3 separate regions of the Mus musculus genome follow, and all the other regions are linked to region 3. A link is a loop called in an ENCODE intact Hi-C map of the cell type or tissue named here. Cell type or tissue: gastrocnemius. All regions are shown on one strand. Each heading gives the region's core, and the rest is flanking DNA. Links, peaks and the distances in the headings are about the cores only.

What was found. Peaks named below come from ENCODE experiments on the same cell type or tissue, not always from the same donor. Only the 100,000 strongest peaks of a DNase experiment are listed, where the experiment ranks them.
Region 1: it touches region 3 in a loop (9-fold over the local background); 9 of 42 quality-filtered maps call a loop at or near these places.
Region 2: it touches region 3 in a loop (9-fold over the local background); 30 of 42 quality-filtered maps call a loop at or near these places.

The regions. Positions count from the first base shown.
Region 1 is chr6:128,941,603-128,947,034 of GRCm38, reverse strand. The region is part of intron 1 of Clec2g (C-type lectin domain family 2, member g); the gene reads right to left. Among named protein-coding and RNA genes, the nearest start is that of Clec2g, 9.9 kb to the right of the region's middle. In gastrocnemius, for the core only: no CTCF peak of the experiment used is centred there; no DNase peak of the experiment used is centred there.
Region 2 is chr6:128,761,161-128,766,592 of GRCm38, reverse strand. No RefSeq gene overlaps it. Among named protein-coding and RNA genes, the nearest start is that of Klrb1c, 25 kb to the left of the region's middle. In gastrocnemius, for the core only: a CTCF peak has its summit at 2,154; DNase peaks (open chromatin) are centred at 1,802, 2,260 and 3,165; H3K4me3 peaks cover 1,600 bases; H3K27ac peaks cover 1,129 bases.
Region 3 is chr6:128,837,045-128,842,476 of GRCm38, reverse strand. It overlaps LOC115490435 (a long non-coding RNA gene), which reads left to right. Exons shown (of 2, transcript XR_003956525.1): 2 at 1-207. Among named protein-coding and RNA genes, the nearest start is that of Klrb1b, 13 kb to the right of the region's middle. In gastrocnemius, for the core only: a CTCF peak has its summit at 2,780 (motif pointing right); DNase peaks (open chromatin) are centred at 3,435, 3,765, 3,979, 4,770 and 2 more places; H3K4me3 peaks cover 2,946 bases; H3K27ac peaks cover 2,699 bases.

The DNA of each region.
Region 1 (5,432 bases), core at 122-5,121, 100 kb before region 3:
TGTTTTCTTTAGAGTCCTTCCCACAATGCCTGTTTCACAGTGGTCATTGAACATAACTGACAATGTTAAGGTGGACAGAATACCACAGAATTTGTACAATAAGTCACTTGCCTCTGAAAGCAAAAAAATGAGCAACTACAGCTACAGTGAGGACCATGATCACTCCACAGAGGCAGTAAAGCAGAGCAGAATACTTGGGGGAGACGATTCTGAGACATTTTTCTTGAACCATTTTACTTAAAAAATATTAATATGAGAATATCAATCTCAAGAAACATTTAACAATTATGTGTAGATTTTGCTTGTATTCACCCACTGCAAACCCCTTTACAGAAGGTCCTGGTCTATAAATGATGTCATCACTCACAGAAGACTAGAGGAAAAGAAAACATGGAGTCGTCCAGTCATTGAACTAAGGGTAAATGAAGAGGCAAGAAACAGAAGGAGTAAAGATCAGGTTGAAAGCAAACAACAACCAAGCTATCCATAGATTTTGTTCCATCAGAATATACTGGTTAGGACTGAGGGGTTAAGAACAGTTGATGCTCTTCTAGAGGACCCTTGTTGATTTCCAAATCCCAGCTCTTAAAGGGGCAGCTCATAACCACCTGTGTAACTCCTGTTCCAGTCAATGAAACAAACAGGTTGGTACACTTTTATATTTCCAGTGCTAGGGAGGCAGAAGCTGGAGTCAGGAGGACAAGGCTAGCCTTGGCTACATTGGAAGTTTGAACTCAACCTGGACTATGTAAGGATCAACCTCAAAGAAACTAGTCAATAAATACATTAATTAATAAAGGCACATAAGTGTAATAGAGCACACTGGCATAACTATTGGATGAAATATGGGGATGTTTTAACAAGCCTACCAAAATCATGTGAAAAACGAATATTAGTCTAAAATAACAAAATCTATTAGCAAGTGAGAAATTAATTGAAGGAACACATTTGTGGATATTGGGCATTTCAAAAAATCAGAAAGGTAATTTTATTCATTTAAAATGTATTTGTATATAATGCATATGGGTAATTTGCCTGCATGTGTGTCTGTGTATGTGCTGTATGCATGCCTGCTGCCTGAGGAGACAAGAAAGGATGTTGAGTTCCCTGGAGCTGAGATTACGGTTGTGAGGGGCCATGAGGACACTGGGAACCGAACCTAGGTTCCCCAAAAGAGTAGTCAGTGCTTTTAGCCACATGCCATCTCTCTAGCACAAAGCAAATTTTAAATTGCATGAAAAGGGAATAGAATCAGTCTAGCTGAACAATTTAGAAAATGAGGCCAAATTTGCAGAAGTGATACCACCACATCAGAGTGACAGAAACAAAGACATAAGTGTGGCTTTGGTGAAATCGTAGATACATGAACCTAATTAATAGTAATAATGATAACCATAATAATAATAAAAGAAAAATACAAAAAAATAATAAAATAACTTGAGAAGTAAGTCTGACATGTGGGCCTAACTTATAGTTATCCCAGGAGGTTGACCCTGGCCTTGCTGCGCACACTGTACTGTGTCTCACTCTCTCCCACCTCCTCCTACAAAAGGCAACTCAAACATGAAGCCTAGGGCTATAAAACTATCTGAGGAAAATTAAAAAGAAAAATCTCTGTGAACTTGCCTTGAATAAAAATATCTCATGTGTAATATCAAAATCCTTATCCACATTAGCTTAAAATGAAATATACATACGTTGCTCTAATTCAAAAATCAAACAAAAAACAAAAAAAGAAATCCTTCTTTTCCGTGTTCTACAAAGTTAATTTGCAATTGTTGTAAGATATAGATCAACAAGAAGTTGTATCTAGAGCATTCTGATAGTTTGGAGATTTCAATTATTTAAAAAGAAAAAAAGATTTAGAATGGGCCAAATATTTGAACATGCAATGGCATTATATATGTTCATTGCTACTGGGATTGGAAAAAGGCAGTTGAAAACACATCACTACTTTCTGCAAATGAGAATATACATATTATATGCTCTGGCCCTCCTACCCACATATTCACACAAGAAGACATGAAAATCTGTGTTTCCATCATTATGAGTATTGGCAGTGACTTTAGAGATTCTTAATGCTGTGTACTCACTAATAAGTTTATATTAGCCAAAAAAAGTACAGAATGCCCAGGATAGAAGTCAAGGTTAACAAACTGAGGGGCCCAAGTGTGGATGCCTCAATACCACTTGGGAGGAAGAAGAAAGCAACTACAAGAGGCAGAGGGAGGAGGCACCTTGGTTGGAGAGGGGACAGGGAGGGGAAAAGGGGAGTATGATCAGGTATTAGTGGGTTAACAGGGTCAAAGCCCTGAGGGCAGGCAGAAAGAATAGAAACAGGCAATCTGGGTATGCAGGAGGTTAGCCAGGGGTGGGGGTTGGGGACTTCTAGAATTACCACAGACCTGGGAGGTGAGAGACAATCAGGACTAAAAGGGAGGGACCCTAGACAAAATGCCTAACAGTGGGGAGAGGGAACTTGTAGACTCTACCTCCAGTAGAAAGACAGGGCATCAAGTGGATGGGGTCAAAAACTATGACCCCGAATTATTCTTGTCTAAAAGAACTGCAGGGACAAAAATGGAGAAGAGACTGAGGTAAAGGAGATTCAGTGACCAGCCCAAATTGGGATCCAGCTCTAGAGGAGGCTCCAAGGCCTGACACAATATTACTGATGCTATGGTGTGCTTACAGACAGGAGCTTATCATGACTGCCCTCAAAGAACACCTGAAAGACCCTGATGCATATACTTAGACCCAACCAATGGACAGAAGCTGCTGACCCCTGTTGTTGAATAAAGGAAAGGCTGGAAGAAGCTGAGAAGGACTACCCCATAGGAAGACCAGCAGTCTCAAATAACCTGGACCCCCAAAATTTCTCAGACACTGAGCTACCAACCAGGCAGCATAGACTAGCTGATATGAGGCCCCGACACACAGGTAGCATAGGACTGCCTGGTATGGCCTCAGTGAGAGGAGGTGCACCTAACCCTCTAGAGACTTGAGGCCCCAGAATGTGGGGAGGTTTGGTGGTATGGGGGTTGAGGGGTGGGGCTATCCTTTTGAACTCAAGGGAGGAGGAATGGGATGAGGAACAGTTGGAGGGCAGACTGGGAATGGGATAACTACTGGATTGTAAAAGAAGATTAAAGAATAATAAAAAAATATTTTTTAATTACCAATGTTTGTTAAATTCACAACACAAATATCCACCAATGTTGACAGTGTTAATCAATATGACTGAGCACTGAGGCAGGGGCATTACAAAGGAAAAATTTGACCATATACTTGCCCCTGATCATCTCTCACTTTGTCCAAATGTTTTCCCGCTTAGGGCTCTCAGCAAGCTCTAAAGTAAGCCATAAAACCAGCTGTAGTCCAGCTTATTTTAGGAGCTTAAGAGTCTGATCACATAGTTGTAGTGTTTTGTTTTGTTTTTATCTGATAGCTCAATTGTCATCAACTTATTTCTGCTTGAGCTAATCGAATCTACAAGTTTTCCATTGGCTTTTTAGAAAACCTTCTGCAAAATATAAGCAGATGTTTTATTTTCGGCTGCTTTCAAATTTCTGAATTCATGACTATTCTTACATTAGTGGTGTTTACCTTTTGTCTAAGCTCTGCCCCACAGTTACCTGGCAACACCTGGTGTGCCTGACTCACTATAAAAGAGGCTGCTCCCCTCCTCTGCTCTCTTGCTCTCTTGCCTTCTTGCTCTCACCATGTAATCTTGGCCCTTCCCCCCTCTCACCCCATTCCCCTCCCCCCTTTCTCTATGTGTTCATACCAGCCTCTACTCTAGTCTTCTCTGTCTCTCCCTCTCTAGGTCTCTCTCTCTCTGTCTCTCTCGCTCTCTGTCTCTCTCTCTCTCTGTCTCTCTCTCTCTCTGTCTCTCTCTCTCTCTCTCTCTCTCTCTCTCCTACCCTCTCAACTCTCCTCCCCATGCCCTGAATATACTATATCATGTGGCTTGTTCCTCAGGGGGAAGGGATGCCTCTCCATGGGCCCACAGAGGCAGCCCCTCCCCCATACCTTGCTACACATCCACCAATCAAATTCCTTCCCTCCTTATCTTTTTATAAGCACAACATTTGGTACTGAGACTCAGATTTAGAAACTCAGCAGGTTTACATCCTCCCTGCATCCTTCCTGCAACCACATGGAGAGCCAATGCTCACTAGCCCAAACCTGTGAGAACTGGTAAGCAACCTGCCCACACTGGCCAGTGTAAATGTCCCCACGGTCCCGAGGAGAGCTCTTGAGCTTGGAGCTACCCTGGTGCTTCCCTAGGACACTTTCCCTTTGGTGAGATTTCCCCCTCTCCTCTGGGAAGGTTCCTTTCTATCTGTTGAGAAATCCCAGGACTGGGTGAACTGCTCTCTGTTGCTCATGGCACCTGCCCAGAGCTTAGGCCCCAGCCCATCATGTGATGACCTGGTTGTCTGGTCTGCCTGTCAGCCTCTCTGGTTATTAATAGTATCCTTAGGATGCTTGTAGGTGTAAGATAATATTCTCATCCATGGGTTGGTCTTCGCTGCCTTGTCCCTATTTACTGGGATTTCCTGGACTATCTCTACATGGCCACTAAACTGGCACTTTAAAACAACTCTCTAGATAGTAATCCATCCCCACCCCCACCCCCACCCCTCCATAGTTTGCTTGCTAACAGCCCCCCTGCGGTGGTGGCTGCTGCCAGCTGGGAATACCCTCATTCTCTTGCTATTTGGTCTGTTCCTGGTTCACCAAGTGAAAAGCAGGTCTGGCCCTGCCCCTTGCTTCCTGCCAGGAACTCTGTCTGCCCTGCTATTTGTGCTCATTCCCATGCACACGTGCCTGTGCATGGGTCTCTCTCTCTCTCTCTCTCTCTCTCTCTCTCTCTCTCTCTCTGTCTTCTCTCTCTTCTCTCTCACTCTCTCTCACTCTCCTCCCACCCACTCTGCTCATGACTCATGAAATGAGCATGAGCTGCCTGCTGTTGGGATATTGCACAATTTGCTAGGAGACTGAAAGCTACCTCAGGTACTTCCCTTCCCTTACCCACTAGGTGAGATAGGGCAGCACCAGCCTGCAGCTGGAAGCACTGTGCCAGAGCTTCTGGCTGCTAGGAGGAAGCCCCTCCCCACCTACATGTGTATGAGCCCTGCACACCCCAGAACCACCCCAACCCCATGACACCATCACCACCTGAGCTACCTGGGGTGTGCAAGCTGTTATTGTGACTCCTTACAATCTGTGCTATTCAGGCTGCATGCACATGCCACGCCCCTGGACTAGGCACTTGCCTGGTGCCTTAACAAAATATGCATGCATGCCTGTCTCGCTCTGTGGACCAGCAACAGAACGGCTCAAAATTCCCCAGCTCCAGCAAATTATATTGTGCTATATTTACTATATACATTCTTGTAGTCTCCCCTCCCCTAGCCTGAAACCTG
Region 2 (5,432 bases), core at 222-5,221, 76 kb after region 3:
ATGACCCAACAGACAGTGGGCAACACTGAGTGGTATTACAAGGACAAGGTATTACAAGGTATTAGTTCACCTTGCCACTCTTTGCTGGACATGTTGGGCTTTGCCGTTGCTGGTCTTCGCTGACAGTGCTGTCTGGTGTTGGTTCACCTTGCCCCTCTTTGCTCAGAACCTTGCAGTTTTTTCTGGATTGCGCTGTCATTGCAGATCTGTAGTGGTGTTTGTGAGTGGATTGAGCTGCCACTGCTGACGTGAGTGAACTGAACTGCGATTTCCTGGCAACGCAGACTGGATTCTTCACAAAGAACTATTTCTAAATAGGTCCACATCCTCGATTTCTGTCCAATGCAGAAATTGGCCACTATATCATTTACTTTTCTGATGCTGGGATTGAAAGATCCTGACAGAATGTAAAAGGTCACAGAAGCCCTGAAATTGGCAAGATAGATGTCACTGTTAGCAGAACTAGCTTCACTGATTTAGAAAAATAGAGGTGCACAGTGCTCTGGCCACTCCTGGAACCTGTGTGTCTGCCAATGTTTTGACCATTCCTTGAACCCATGTGTGTGCCCACTGATGAAGCCCATTGCCAGGTGTTTGCTATATTGGTTGCTGGGGAAGAGTCAGAAAATCTCCCCAGCAACCACAGCTCGGCCAATCCTGAGTTGTTACACCTGCACCAGACTCTTTCCTTGTACCCCTCCCATACCCATTTCTTGAGAATAGACATTGTTTAGATCTGGAAATCCCCTACTCCTCTTACTCCTTTCTCCCCTGAGGGCCTATAAAAACTGGGACCTCTTTCCCCTCGGGGTCAACTCCTCTACCCCTGCGTGGGATACGAGTTGTCCCCAGAGCTCTGGCTTTCCCTGAATAAAGCCTCATGTGGTTTACATCAACCTTGGTCTATCGTGAGTTCTTGGGTGTCCACTACTGTCCCGAGGCCTGAGCGAGGGGCTCCTCTAGGAGTCTTTCAGTATAAAACATCATGTCCAAGGCAATCTATAAAAGAAAGAGTTAATTTTGGCTTATATTTCCAAAAGATTAGAATCTATATTAGCAGGGCAGAGCCAGCAAGCAGGCATGATGGCTGGAACAGGATGCTAAGAGCTCAAATCTTGAAGCACAAGCAGGAAACAGAGAGAGACAACTGGAAGTAAGGCGGGACCTTACAGTCTCAAAGCCTGTCCCCAGTGACATGTGACATACTCTTCCAGCAAGGCCACACCTCCTAAATCCAGTGTTCAAATGCTCAAGACTGTGCAGGACATTTCTTATTTAAATCATTACAGTCACCAGTATACATCACCAACAATGAGCAATGTTAGGGGAAAGCTTAAATAATTCCACTAACAATACCAGGAAACAGACTGAATAATTTAGGAATAAACCAAATTATAAATGGGAATGTTTCACATAATGAGAGTCAGAAAACATTGCTGCATGAAGTTAAAGCAAACACTAATAAATGGCGTCTTGGGTTAATGAGTTGAATGAGGAATATTGTTGAGATGGTCAGACTAACAGTGATCTACAGGTTCAAAGCATTCCCTATCAAACACTAATAATGTCTTCTAGAACTGCATGGGAGTTGAATCGTTCAAAACACTTCAAATATGTACAAAGCTGTGGGCTTATTTGAAAACACACTAGTAACCTATAATAATGAAGTAAATATGAGATACTGACATAGAGGAAAAATAGGTCAAAGTGAAAAATAGAGAGCAATGAATATTAAATGTTCACGTAATGGTAACATGGTTTTCACAAGGTTACCAAAACCACACCATGGGGGGCAGGGTCCAGGGGGACGACAGCAACTACAGTCTATTGAGCGAATGATGGAAAAACTGAATGACAGATTTAGGTCTTACTGTTTACCATGTACAAAAATTAAATCTGAATGAGTTAAAGAGATAAACAAAACTCTAACATTCTAAAATTTCGATAGCAAAACATAGAGGAAAATACTAATGTCGTTGTATGTGGTGACTTCTTGGTTGTGACATCAAAGTACTGTCCAGAGACACGGGAATAGGCAAAAGAGGCTGCGTGAATCTTGAAGATGTTTTACAATGGTCTCAGTTGAGACTGAATACAGAGCTGCCTGAGGGTGAGGGAGTGCGCTTCCCGGGAAGACCGGCAGGGAGCGAGAAGCGCCTTCAGGGCTTTTGAGGCAATGAATCCTTGGAGAAAGGGGTGGTGGCCATGAGTTCGGGAGTGTTGGTGAGTCCTGTTTAATGCTAAGGTTTGGGTGGCGGGAAGGTAGGGCGTAGTACTGCAACTAAGGCTCCGGACTCCTCCTCCATGGGCGGGGCTAGTGACGTCATGATAGATCGTAGTTAAATATGTTTGAAAGAGCTAGAACAACCGCCGGTACTGGTGGCGCAGGCCGGTAGGATTTGCTGAAGGAGGCAGAGGCAGGAGGATCTGGAGTTCGAGGACAGCCTGGTCTACACATTTTTTTTTTCTCGCCAAGAAAAGACCAGCTACCGAATGAGATAAAGTACCCATGCCCACTAAAAATCCAACACCCACGAAACCTCATTGCACCCTCATCTCGCTAGGCAACCGGCACCTAGCTCGCACCAGCTTCTCCAGATACAAAAGCACACCTTAAACACGCCTACCCACGCCCTCACTCCGCACTACTCTCTTCCTCACAGGCTCCCTTTCCCTCACAATACCCCTGCTCAGCCACTACAACCCTTAAGTTACATTTCTCTACTTCTACACGCTCAACGGCTCTGCCTCTAGACATCAACTTCAGGGCTCATTGTCTGGCCTCACAGGGAACAGACACAGCACAGAGATCCGCATTCCCAGTCTCTGCTCCACGCCCTGCATGTGATACACAGATTTGTCCTCTCCTGTCTGCCCTATTCTTTTAGCATCGTGACCTCTTTTCCTCTTCACTGTGCCTGGTACACTTTCTGTCTCCACCAGCTGCCTTTGCTGGTGACCCATAGTCTTCCTCCATCCTCCTCCTCCTCCTCCTCCTCCTCCTCCTCCTCCTCCTCCTCTCTTTGATAACTGTCACTACTTCATGAACACCTCTCTGTGTCACCAGGACACAGGCGTTCTCATCCTCATTCATCTTTCAAAGGCTCCTGAGATGAGCTGCCCCTCACTATTCACGGCCCCTTGGTGATCTCTCACATGCCCAGACTCCTGTAGTAGGGCCAGGGTTCCCACGCACGGGGGCAAGCCTTCCTGTCATGGCGCCACTGTGCTTGTATGCTTACTGACCAAGGCTCCACAGGCCTCTAGGTTGACCTCCTGGGGGGAGTTTTGTGTTCTCTGCTAGTGATGGGACTCCTACTGTCCTTGCTAATGTCTGATGCTTGCAGTCGTCAGGACCCAAGCGTCCTCTGTGCTTGTGGAGCTAGAACATAGGGATGAGGCTGGCTCTGGACTCTCAATGTCTTCCTCACATGGCAACTGGGAGGCTGACACTAATTAACTCCTTCTTAAAGCTGAAGAATGTGGGGTCCTGAGCACACAGCAGTCGCTGTGTAATTCTTCCAGACAGCAAGCAACCACGACTGTTGTTTCTACCCTATGGTCGGTTGGGTCCTGTTGTCATCAACATGAGCATATGAGTACTTAGAACCCTGCATGCATGTCCCATGGGCCACAATGTTCCTGGAAACAGTTAGGATGTAGCCCTATACAAAATTGTAAACTTTCTTAAAACATGATGGTTTTGTGTGTATGTGTGTGTGTGTTGTTTGTTTGTTTGTATGTTTTAACTCTATCATGTGATTCTCAAGAGTGAACTTTGTGGGTGACAACATCCTGTTGAAGTGTCAAAAGCTTGGGTATGTCTGTTTGCACACGTGGTCCTTACCGTGTGAATACTGAAGGGGCAGGTTGATGAAGCAGTAGGGCATGGTCCTTCCTAGCTTGTCTTGACTCTAGTCATATAACCAACCAGGTGGTGCTGGGCTATAAGAAAAAGCAAACGGAGCTAGCCATGGGAAACAAGCCAGTTAGCAGCACTCCTCTGTGGCCCCTGCTTCCATTCCTGCCTCCAGGTTCCTGCCTTGAGGTCTGCTTGTTGAGGCTTAAGGGGGTTTAAGAGGTCACAACCCCTTGAATGCACTAAAAGAGGACAGGAATAAAGTCCCGACTGAGGTCCAAGAAAAGACAAAAGCTGAATGGAGTAATGAACTCTCTAGGACCAGAGAGGTGCACTCAGTAAAGACGTATAAACACTGAAGGAAATGCAGGATGAAATGGAGATAAAATTGGAAACCTGATTATTTCATTTGTTAGAGACACTCACAGTTCTGGACAAGGGGCGCCTTCAGACAGCAGCAGCTTTTACTGTGTGAGGACTCCAGTCTTGGTGGAGAGAACCAGACCAGAGCAGACCCTAGCCAGACACAGCTCTGCCTGGTGACATATGTTTTAAAGGCTATTCTAGACCCACAGGCTGAGTTTAAATGGCTGTTATGTAAAGAAGGGGAGGACCCCTTGGGGAGTATTGCAAGGTCACCCGTGGCATTTTGGTAGAGACCAAACTGCACTATGGTCTCTTTGTCCTTCCTTCAAGGCCTCCGGGAAGGCTTAGCAAGCTGAAGGGATGTAGCAAGTTTTCTGTACATGCAAGGGCATCACTCAGTCCAGTGGCTGTGTTCTCATTTTCATCGCAGTGGCTCTCTTGTGAACCTAGCGCACATTGAGAAGACTCAATGAAAAACCTTCCTTAGGAGAATGGAGCAAGTAGAAGATAGAATGTCAGGACGTGAAGGCACAGTAGAGCAGCTGGAACACTCAAACAAAGAAAGAAATAAAATGTATTTTTAAAAATTATTAGTATTATTAAACATTAAATGTTATTAAAGAAAATAATTATTACATATTAAATAATTTAAAATAAATATGTAAGAATTTGGGCACAAATTATGAATTGAAGGTACAGAGGAAAGAGAAGCATCTCATATTAAATACAATAAGTGGGATATACAGAGAAGGCCCCGGGGTGCAATGGTGCTCTTAGGATATGCTGTGTGTTAACTACTGACTCCACCAGGTCACAATCTCTTACCTGTGCTTTCAAAATGCCATCCTATGTTGAATCCGCCCAGGGATTTACCCATTCATTCCTTTAACCCCCTCAAAGTCTAATAATGTTCACCGGACACGTCCTCACAAACACTCACAGAGAAGTGTTTTACTAACATTTTAAGCATTTGAAGGCTTTTGGAGTTTTCCAGTTCATGCAACAAACACCAAAGTGAACCAACTGAAAAGCAGATGGCTCTTCCGGACTGTGGAAGAAAGATGAGGACAAATGGAAGGAAATGAATGAAAGAAACATCGGAGCACACAGGGTCACCAGCAGACACCCTGAGACCTTATCACACTCCCCTGCCCTCACCAGCACACTAGAGATCTAATTCTGCAGTCTCTTTACCTGGACCATTGTG
Region 3 (5,432 bases), core at 280-5,279:
GAGAGTGTGGACAAAAATCCAGTTCTTGTATTGTTTCATAGCCAGCCCAAGGTTCTCAGTTAACACTTGCCATCGCTGATTTGTTACCTAAAGGGGGGTAGGAGGGGATGTATTAAGCATACATTCTGAAAAATTAACCATGTATCGTTCTGAATTTCGGCAATGCTTTGTGAAAGCATTAAAATGCTAGTGCTGTTCAAAAATGGATTCGCATGCTTGTTTCTCTGCAGTGCCTGGTATTTTTCATCTCTTTGAATAATACTGAAGATGTTTAAGCGCGAAGCACTTCTTTCGATTCAATATCAGAAGTTTTAGTCCTGATAAGTTCTTTCTGGGCTCACGGAGATGGCATGAGGTAGCAGAGTGCTTACTGCAGAACAAAGCTTCCCCCTTAGCAGTGAACAACGAGAGACTAAGAGGAGAAGATCCAAGGACAAGACATAGCTACCAAAGAAACACCTCAGGGTCTCCAACAACGAGATTCCCAACTTAGAGAGTTTCCCTCACTTAACTAATTGGATAAGGCTGAGCCCTCTTGATCCACTCACCTCTCTCACAGCATCCACCCTATGTAGACCAAGTGTCCCACACTCAGCCTTAGGGCCCTTGACATCTGAAGATAACAGAGGCCACCTAGGACTATTGCCACATGCCCATAAATCCAGGCATGGCATGTGACTACTGTAGTCGTCAATGCACTGAACTATTAAGAATACCTTACTGCTGGGCGCTTTAAGAACCAGGGTGTAATTTCCCTTATTCTCTTTATCACAGCAGACAACATGGCCAAAGCTACCATATGCCTGTGGATTGTGGAATGAAATAGAGGCAAAACAGAGACTCCAAGCAACCTCAGTGGGCAAACTGTGAATTCCCATAGATTTGAAAGGAAGTCTCTCCCACCAATCAGTCTCTCCCTCTCCCTCTCCCTCTCCCTCTCCCCCTCCCCCCTCCCCCTCCCCCTCCCCCCCCCCTCTCTCTCCCTCTCTCTCTCTCTCTCTCCCCCTCCCTCTCCCCCCCCTCTCTGTACAAGCATGCATGCTCTCTGTGTCAACCTCAGAACCTCACTTCTCAGGCAAGCAGCCCAGCCCCTAAGAAACAACTTGAGACCCTCCATCTGTTTTAGGTTGGCCATATTCCTTTACCATCTCTCTCTGAAATTACTCTAGCCCTGCCATGTTCCTTGACTGGGGTCTTGGAAAAAAAAAAAAAAAAAAACTAGGGTGAGAGTAGCCAGCTCAGCTACCCCACACTTCTGACCTGCACTCTGTCATGTTATAATACCATTTGTTATATCAAATCACTAAATCTTGGAGTAATTCTTCAACTTCAATAAAACCAAATATAACCATCAAGAAGGAACCATACAAGGGGAAATGTAGAGTGTGGTTAGGAAATGGGTATTTCCACCTCGATTGTAGGGATCAAACTGAAAATTCATAACATCCTTGGTAGCTAAGCCACCTCCTAACTCCCTTTGTTTGTTTTGTTTTGTTTTTGTGCTGAATACAGTATTTGTTTGGGTTTTTCCCCACTTTGAAATCATAATCTATATGAATTTCTTTTTTGTAATTGTAATGAAATAATTGAAGCCAGGTAATGTAAATAAAGAAAACTTTTCTGAAGCTGGGCAGTGGTGGCACATGCCTTTAATCCCAGCACTTGTCAGGCAGAGGCAGGCAGATTTCTGAGTTCGAGGCCAGCCTGGTCTACAAAGTGAGTTCCAGGACAGCCAGGGCTACACAGAGAAACCCTGTCTCGAAAACCCAAAAAGAAAAAGAAAACATCTGATTATTGCCATTTTCAACTTCTAATAATAATTTATTTTATTTATTTATAGACAGGATTACTCTGTGTAACAGCCCTGGCTGTCCTGAAACTCACTTTGTAGACCAAGCTGGCCTCAAACTCACAGAGATCTGGCTGCCTCTGCCTCCTGAAGGCTGGGGTTAAAGACATACTCCACCATCACCCAGCAATAATGTATTAATTATACAAAATAACAAGCTTCCTTGTGATATGATCATGCATACGTATAATAATGTTTTGGTCACATTGACCAAGCTGTCAGCCTTTCTTGTCTCCCCCCACCCCCAGCTTGTGTTTATTCTACTTCACAAATAATCCTACTTTCGTGGAAAGAATTTTCTCTAATCTGTGGTTTTGAAGGCTAAGCCAAGAGTAGGTGATGTCATGGACAGTGAGGGGCTCAAGCAAGCAGCATCCCACTAGAAGATGCATGCTTGAGAAGAAAATCACATGGTGAAACAGGAGCCCAATGCTAAGAGAGTATCAGCCAATAAGGGCCGCCTATCATGCCAGATGGTGCCAGCATCCTGCCCTACTTCCGTGTTGACATAGTGAGTGAGGACCAGGTGTGCAAACAAGTATGTCCGGCCTTGGACATTGCAACAGGACAGTGTCATCCAAAAAGCTCACCCTGGAGATCCACGGCATTGAGTTTTACACGCACACGCACGCACACACACACACACACACACACACACACACACACACTGTTTTAAGTAAATTTATATATTTGTTGACTGTATAGGTCCAGGAATTCTTCAATCTAGGATGGAAGAGCTGTTTAGTTTCAATCACCTCCATTCCATCCCCACTGACTGAGAAAAGCCTGGAAGTCCATGGCGGAATGAATCACAATCCACCTTTGTCCTCATCCCACAGTAGCAGAGGCTCTTAGGTCCTGCTAGTAGGTGGTATCACACCCATCACCTTTGACAGACCTTAGAATCCCATGCACTTAGGGGTCTTGACCACATGGGGGCATACCAGAGGTGCAGTGACGAGTCGGTCTTTCCGGACCTCGGTCAGTGAGCAGACAAACACAATGGTTGCCAGAGACGAGGAGAGTGGTCCCATCCTGGATGTGATGGAATCGCCACAAACTATCTAGGGAAGGGAGAACTCTAAGCAACCTGGTGAATAGTTGAGGCCAGCTGAGCCCAAGAGAAGAGCAAAGCTGTCAGGAGTTCCTAGGTCCTGGTGCTTGAGGCGGTCCATGTATGCCAAAACTACTTTTTTCAAAATGAGAGGAGTAGTAAAGAGAGGAGGGAGGAGAGGACGACGTCGAGTTGATTTGGAGTCACTAGCAACAGCATGAAAGAAGTCATCACGCTAAGTGACTAGGGCAGACGCCAGCGCGCAAATCCTCCGGCCATACGCAGGGTGTGGAACGTTAGTTCTTTACTTGCTTGTTTGCTTTATTTAAATCATTGTTTTCCATTTCGTTACAGCCGATAACATTTTCTAAGAGTTGTCTTTTATCTATATTAGTAGTCTGTGTGTGTGGGTGCGGTGTCCGACAAAAAAGGTGGCTGGAGAGACAGCCGTGGGTGCTGGGAACCGAACTCTTATATTTTTGGTTGTGAGCCTAGCCTTTAACGGCTGAGCCATCTCTCCAGCCCGACGACGCCCTGTATTCTTTCCCTGAAGTAGCAAGTTAGGCGTTGCGCAACCGCGCTTCCGCTGAGCCTGTTTCTGACTCTAAGTAATCCTCACTTTCTTTCTTTGTACATAAAACCGAACACTCGAAGCGAGAAAAAACGGACTCTTTGCAGCGAACATTTTCTCTGAACGGTGGCTGCTGACTCGTTCCGCACGTGCAGAACTGTAGAAAAGGGTCGCGAGAGGGCTAAGCAGGCGGATTGTAGAGAAGGCCTGTAGGGAAGAGAGGGGTGTGGAGTGCGGCGTGGGCAGGCGTGAGGGTCGGACGTGTGCGTGGATAAAGGTTTGTAAGCAGCGTGGAGCAGTAGCCGGTGCGGCTGAAGAAGCTGGTTCGGGTTGGGGTGCGAGTAGCCGATCAGATTTCAGGAGGAAGAAACATAAAAAGAGGCCTTGTGGAGGTTGGAAGTTTGTTTCGGGGCGCAGTGGAGCCGTGGATTTGTGGTTTTGTTGAAACTGGGAGGAAAAAAAAATGTGTAGACCAGGCTGTCCTCGAACTCCAGATCCTCCTGCCTCTGCCTCCTTCAGCAAATCCTACCGGCCTGCGCCACCAGAGCCGGCAAACTTCGGCTCAGTTAATTGAGTACTCGAAACTTATTTTGATGATGCAAGCTACTAGATGTTTTTCTTTTTTCAATGGAATAAAGAATTCAACACTCCGACAAGACTCCACTTAATTTCGCTTCAAACCTACGCTCTTCGCTCGGTTCACACACTTCAATTCCCCACGCTTTTCTTGACACTGCTGGTTCTTGCCGGCCCTCCCCCAGCATGCCACATCTCCTTCAAGGAGCCCACCAGCAAATGGCGACCATCACTCTAAGTCTCAGCTTTAGGTTTCCTTGCCAGGGATGGATTCAGGATCTCCACATCTTTATATGCTCTATACTTGACTGAGGCAACGTGTTCTGAACAGTAACGAGCTTTAAAACGAAAGATTCTGCTTGTGAACAAAATTCAATATTCTTGTTTTAGAGCCAGCAAGAGTTGATTGTCTTCACTTTGTTTCTAGTTGCTTCGACAAAATATCCTGACAAAGGAAACTTAGAAAAAAAAGACAGGTTTAGTTTGGTCCATTTGAATGTACAGCCCACCATGGTGGAAATCAAGGCAGCAGGAGCTTGAAGTGGTAGGGAACTTCATGTCCACAGTCAGGAAACAGAAGTGTGAATTCCTGCGTGTATTCCTGGGCTCATTCTCCCCTCCCCCTCCTTCTCCCCCTTCCCCTCCTGTGCCTCACCCAGAAATGGTCTTCCCCATTGTTAAGATGGATCTTCCCACACCCATTAATGTTGCTGAGAAGATCCCTCAAATGCCTTCTCAGAGGGTAACCTTAGCCTGGACAATCTCTCACAGATGTGCCCTGAGCCGGGTCTCCTGGGTGATTCTAGGCAGGACAGTAGAGGCTGAAGGGCAGAAGTAGGGACAGCGGAGTTGTCTCTTCCTAAGGCTTTGAAATCAGCCACTGGGCTCTGGCTTGATAGTTAAAGAAAGCCAGAGGAACTGTTTGAGAAGAAAGTTGGCTAAGAAGCAGGAAGGGGAGGCTGAAGAATAAAGGGCCAGGAGGAGCTACAGAAGAGAACCTGCAGCGCCTAGCTCTCAGGAGTGTTCTGGGAAGCTAACAAGACTATTTACAGTATTTGCATGCATGTAGTTTGTGTATTCACCATGAATACGTAATGATAAATGACACAGAAACTGGTTTGTGTGATTTCTCTCTTCCAATTCACAGAGGTCTGCCTGCCTCTGCTTCAGAGTGCTAGGATTAAGAGCACCTGGATCCAGCAAAGGGAACTGTAACACTCTATCCCCACAGACATCAGGCAAGTGTTATTGACCCATTAATACACTAATGGTTACCATGCCTACCGACCATAATTACAAAGCCGAAGCTGATTGGATGCTAGCTTGGGACTCTCTGTACTTTATGTCAATTCTGTAACTTTCGCCCCCATCCCTAACACAAC